2 separate regions of the Homo sapiens genome follow, and region 2 is linked to region 1. A link is a loop called in an ENCODE intact Hi-C map of the cell type or tissue named here. Cell type or tissue: heart right ventricle. All regions are shown on one strand. Each heading gives the region's core, and the rest is flanking DNA. Links, peaks and the distances in the headings are about the cores only.

The links. A loop is a pair of places that touch in the nucleus more often than their neighbours do. Peaks named below come from ENCODE experiments on the same cell type or tissue, not always from the same donor. Only the 100,000 strongest peaks of a DNase experiment are listed, where the experiment ranks them.
Region 2: a loop joins it to region 1, with 2.4 times the contacts of the local background. A loop is called at or near these places in 21 of 110 quality-filtered maps.

What each region holds. Positions count from the first base shown.
Region 1 is chr2:158,178,266-158,181,182 of GRCh38, forward strand. It overlaps CCDC148 (coiled-coil domain containing 148), which reads right to left. Exons shown (of 14, transcript NM_138803.4): 12 at 614-731. The region is part of intron 3 of CCDC148-AS1 (CCDC148 antisense RNA 1); the gene reads left to right. Among named protein-coding and RNA genes, the nearest start is that of CCDC148-AS1, 13 kb to the left of the region's middle. In heart right ventricle, for the core only: a CTCF peak has its summit at 1,581; no DNase peak of the experiment used is centred there.
Region 2 is chr2:158,043,778-158,046,694 of GRCh38, forward strand. It overlaps a transcript of UPP2 not described here. Among named protein-coding and RNA genes, the nearest start is that of UPP2, 57 kb to the right of the region's middle. In heart right ventricle, for the core only: no CTCF peak of the experiment used is centred there; no DNase peak of the experiment used is centred there; H3K27ac peaks cover 1,205 bases.

The sequences.
Region 1 (2,917 bases), core at 250-2,749:
TGAGTTGAAACAACCCCTTCAAGTTCAAAACTCTGAAAAACTACCAAGTAAAACTATCACATTTCCTAAGTTCTTAAATTCTCACCCTTGCCATCTACCATCCATTTTCATCTACTTTTGCTTACTTTCACTAGGCAAAGTGATAGGAGGCTTTTATTTCTCCACAAAATAGGTATTTTCTAAAAAACTGTTTTTAACACATTTGTTGACTGTGGGATGTTTCCAAAGGGAGGCTCCTATGCCAAAGAAGATTATCTTGCTCGAACTCCACCAGGTTTTTTGAGGACAGTAAAATTCGTAGACTAGATGTAGAGCCTCACTGTTGTAAATGGATACTATCCAGCTAATAAACTCTAGGTGATATAGATATAGTTAAATCTTGGGAGAGCTTTTTAAAAGGTGATGATAAAGTTCTTTCAATACACTGAGAAACTGGAAATGGTTCAATATAATCTAATTGCTCCCAGGAATGAACAGCAGTATCCCCATTTGGAAAAGTTAAATTTTATATAGCAGATGTCATGAACTAAGCCCCAGTAAGAATGCTATTAAGAGCACTTAGAAACATTTTTTTTAAAAAAACCACCCATGAAAATTTCCAAATGAAAAACACCTGTTTCCTAAGGGCTTCTAGCCGCCGTGCTCTCTCTTTGTCTTCATGAGCTTCTTGAAGGGCCACTTCCTTTTTCTCCATCAAACGCCTTTCCAATAATTCTTGTCTATATTTAACCCTTTAAAAATAACACAGAAGGAAGTTGTGGAAGCATCATAATAATATTGGAGATTGTACAGAAAACAGCATAGGGGCAGAACACATCTCAGAGGTAACAGCACTGTCACATTTTTTTTTTTACTGATTTCTCAAGTCCAAATCAATAAAAGACACTCATATAAAATGCAATTTTTTTTTTTTTTTTTTTTTTTGAGACACAGTCTTGGCTTGAGTGCAGAGGCACGATCTTGGCTCACTGCAACCTCTGCCTCCTGGGTCCAAGCAATTCTCCTGTCTCAGCCTCCCGAGTAGCTGGGATTACAGGTACCCGCCACCATGCCCAGCTAATTTTTGTATTTTTAGTAGAGACGGAGTTTCACCATGTTGGCCAGGATGGTCTCAATCTCCTGACCTCGTGATCCGCCTGCCTTGGCCACCCAAAGTGCTGAGATTACAGGAATTCATAGTAATTCTAATAACAACCAGAGAAATACAGGAAAGCGTGGGAGTAAAATTCAGTTCATCTCATTCCTCATTGAAATCACTTTATTAACTCTCAGAGTACCCACTGGCTGCCATGGCTCTGGCTAACCTGCCCTGAGAGGTGACTGGCTCACTTTCAAGTGAGCTATTATAGTGGTCTCCCAATGAGAAGCTTTAGCACACCTTGGGTTGTTAGAAAGTTTACATTACTGATTAAATATACAAATTTTTAGAAGGAAAAGTAAAATAAGCTACTATAATAATATGTCTAAATTATTTTACTTACTAGAACTTAAACTTTACATATATTGTCATCTACATTCTCACTTTCTGAGTAGGTGCGTATGTGTGTTAAGCAACTTTTAAAATTGCACTTTGACATCTGTAGATGGCAGCAAAAACATGACTTTCCCTTAGCATTCTATTTCCAACCCCCTTAAAATCATCGGCTATTAAAATATGGCCCACTTAAATACCAGCTTAAAGCCCTGAGCTCCTTGGCCCTCCTCTGCTGCCTTTTTTGGGCAGCCTCCCTTGCCATCTCCTTGCCCAAGCTATACTTCTACTGAATTATAGAGATGGAATTCATCCTTTCAAAAGAGTAGGCACCTGGGTTCTCAGGGGAGTATTAGCTCTCCACCTCTGCCTTTCATCATTGAAAGATTTAGCTTTCTCTGTGGCATCAGTCACAAATGTCCTTTACCCTTAGTGTGCACACCTGCATTTTCCAAGGTGGAGACACCTTCACTAGACCTTTTACATTCTGGATTCTGGTATTTACTGCGTGTTCACCCTGCATCAGGTCTTGTGCTAAGTGCTTTATATGTTTTAGGTCATTTAGACCTCACAACAATCACATGCTGGGTTGCCATTTTTTAATTCCATTTTATGGATATAAAGAAATAGAAGCATAGACATGTGATCTTAAGAGACGTACAAATAAGAGCCACTGAGAATTTGGAGAAAGGTGAGATGACCAATCACTGCACTGTGGGAGGGGCTGGCTAAACTTAGCAAGAGCTTCACGGAGGAGGCAGTATCTGAGCAGGGTCTTGAGGATTAGGATTCCAGGCAGAGACAGCAAGTGCAGGGCTGGCATCTGAGAGTGGCCCTCACTTGCCTTGACCTAGTCATGGAGGCCACGAGAGGGGAAGAGCTCAGGGTGGCAAGAACAGAACAAGTGAATGATGAGTGACAGAGAAGCCCAGGCAAGTACTGGTGGCTGAGGCTGCAGCCACAGGGTTCCCTTAGGAAGACATGCTCCTGGGGAGGAATACCCCAGAAACAGGTTGCTCATGAGTCTGTCATGAAAGGAGAGACACAGGAGAGGAAAGGAGGGAAGCACACAGTGGATCCTTGTGGAATACAAAACCCAGAATGAGATTTAGAAGGAAAATCCTAACCTCCTTTGATGGCCATGAGTGTTCTTGCCAAAATCAGGAGTCAATATAGTCAAGACACATAGATTAAAGAGCCCACAAACCAGAATGCTCCCTTTCTCTCACGCCTCCATGTCATGGAAAGCTCTATTTCTCATTCTCTCCACTTTCACTAAGGCATGACATGACACAACCTCCCTAATGAGGTTCTACTCAATTTAAGCACTGAGTACAAGCTAAGTGAACTACTGTGAAGGTTCAATTAAAAAATACCCTGGGATTTGACAATTACCATATGCTAATTCTCAGAACCTTTGGAAAGTTTCTCTTCCTTTGGGATATA
Region 2 (2,917 bases), core at 260-2,759, 130 kb before region 1:
GAAGCAGTGATTCTCTGGGGGCGGTTTGCCAGCATTAACGACAAGTTTAGTCTCTGGAATCTGATATCATGGTGTGAATTTTAGTTCCATCCACTTATCATCACCTGTATGACTTTAGGAAAGTTACTTAGTCACCAGGAGGCTCCATTTCCTCATTTCCAGTATGTACATCATTGTGCCCACCTCACAGGGGTGGAGTGCAGATCAAATGAGCTATCCTGGGAAGGCACTTGGCCCATAAAAGGTGCTCAACAAAAATTAGCTTTAGATACCTATTATCCAAAGATGAGATATAATTAAGCTCTAAAGTAGCATGGCCTAGAGTAACTAACAGCTCAGAGTAAAGAAAATAAGTTGGATTGGAGGAAGCTTGGAAAAATGGGTTAGATTTAGACTAGCGGTAGATGGGGGCAAAAATCATTGAGGAACTGCAGAAAATGAGAGAGCAAGCACAGACAGGGTGTTCCCCTTTACAGGCCAGTTTTGATGTAGGCCTGCCTAGAGTACAGGCAAGTTGACCATAGTGGGAAATTGGATTATTTTAAATGGGCAGAACCCGAGAACTGCACTGAGGCAAATCCAACTTACAATGACTGGGAGGAGGGTGAAGAGCAATGTGTAAGTCTCGGGGCAGGAGAGGATGTAGTGACAGTGGAGTTTCAGGGAGCCTAAAGGGGCAAGGATGGCAGGATAACCGCAAAGAGAGTCAGGTCAGCCAGCTAGGGTGACATGGTGGTGACCTGGGAGTGTGGCAGCCGGAATCTGAGACTATTACGACATTTACAGGGAACAGGAAATGAGATTTAGTGACACTCGTGTGCACAATGTATACACATTGTGGAATATAAAAGTCTTAAATTAATGCTTATGTTCGATCAGGTATTTTGGTTTTAAGGAACAGAAATGCACTTAAGTTAAATCAAGTAATTAGAGATTTGTACACAAGCGTGGGAACACAGGAAAAGCCAAATAAACTAACAAAAGGAGGCTCCAGAGAGACGGTAACCAGAGAGTCCTCTGTAACCTAAACGGCTCTAGTAAGATGTTTGCTGTTTCATTTTAGTCCCTACCAATCACAGCCTTAACTCCGCTCCATGTGTCTGAACAGCAGTCCTCTCACTTCTGACAAATTCCCTACCCTTTATAAATATATTTTCCATTCTTGATAGGTAATGAATGAATACTTTGCAAATATTAAATGAATGTTAAATGAATGTATTTTCTTTCCCCCTCAAATCCTATTCTTTGCAATTTTCCACCTTTCCACCTTTTTCCTGAATGTATTTTCTTTTCCCTTCCAAATCATATTCTTTGTAGGTTAAGCCATGAAACCCCCTTGTCCCTTGAGAAAATAATGGGCTTGAAAACCAGGCTTAGATGACAGGAGGAATTTTCAAAATCCCTTTTAGAATTTCAGGAACTAACTTGGATGAATCAGACCATAGAATTCCTCCTGAGGTATAGAGATGATACCCTTTCTATCTAATATGGCTTAGTCACAAGGCTTAACTAGTGATGGTGAAAGGATGGTAAGATGCAGGCGAAGACAAGGAAAACCCCACCCTTTCTAGCCTGAAGCACGGTGGGAAAAAGGAGAGAGGCAGAGATGGAAAGACTAACTTCCTCTTATCTCCCAACACCATCTCAAGGCCAAACTTCAAGGGCAGTGGGCAGCTTTAGGAACATCCAGGTAATTTGGGGTACTGAAGTGGCATGAGCATTTCGCTCCATACCATGCCTGGGACTCTAGGAGGCAGTCACTTCCCATGTTGCCCTCTGCACCTCTGGGACGACTTCATCAAGTTGTCCACCTGGAGGTGCCATGTGGTGAGATAAACTTCCTGATGTTTTACTTTTTGGGTTGGCTTTTGGTGCTCCAGTGATGTAGATTCAATGTAGAGGAAACAGAGTTTGGGGAGTTCTATTTCTCAGTAAGCGTGTTTTGATGCTGTGACAGACAAATGGGAGGCACAACCCTTTAGGAAGGGTTATTAGCATCAGTAAAGTGCGGTGAGGCCACATGAGCCAGGGAAGGCCATCAGCCACCACCCAAGCTACGAGAGGCTAGATCGCAAGTGGTACCAGCCGCCAATTGTAGCTGCAAGTACCAGTGGGGCCAGCCATGAGCAGCTGTTCAAGGTCATGGCTGTGGAGACTAGAGGAGACAAAGAATATTAAATGGCATTTGGGCCTCTTTCCCCTCAAAGCCCACAAGATCATATAAGCTCCAATCTGCCCTATAGCCCCAGACATCACATTGACAGAGAAGGAAAAGAAATAAGATTCTAAAAAATTGAGTAATGCCTAAGAATGTCAAAATTATTGCTTCAAACTAAGAACTAGACTAAAGCATGTTATTTTGGTTTGTTCCTTTTGTTATCCAGTGGGTAGGGCTCATTAACAAGATTAAGGCTGTTCTAAATCAAATAAAGAAGCTATATTTTGTCTGCATAGTGGAATTGTAGTTTAAATAAATGTATAACCTCATCGCCAGAGTGTATGTTTGCTCATAGTTTCCACTCCCCCTCACTTGAATATGATCCATCATGACATCCCAGCCAACTTCTCAATTGCTCTTTAAATCATAACCTACAACTTCACTTTTTACTCTTAAGCATCTGGCTTGCTCATTATTTATTATTTCAAGGACTCCCCCAGCCAGAGAATCTGCTTGCCCCAAGTTGTTTTTCTGTGCCAGGTTGTATGGATTGAGATTTGAATTTTGGGTTAGGAAATAGGGAGACGGAGCTACACACAAAAGAACTTCCAAGGAAGCATCTAAAGGTAGATAAATTAATAGTCAATTCTTCACTAGTTTGCCTATGGTTAACGTTATGACCAAAGGAGAACTGGGAAAAATGCCTTGTCAAGATATTGAAAATGTTCTGTCTTGACAACACGTTGCTTCCCTTTAAAC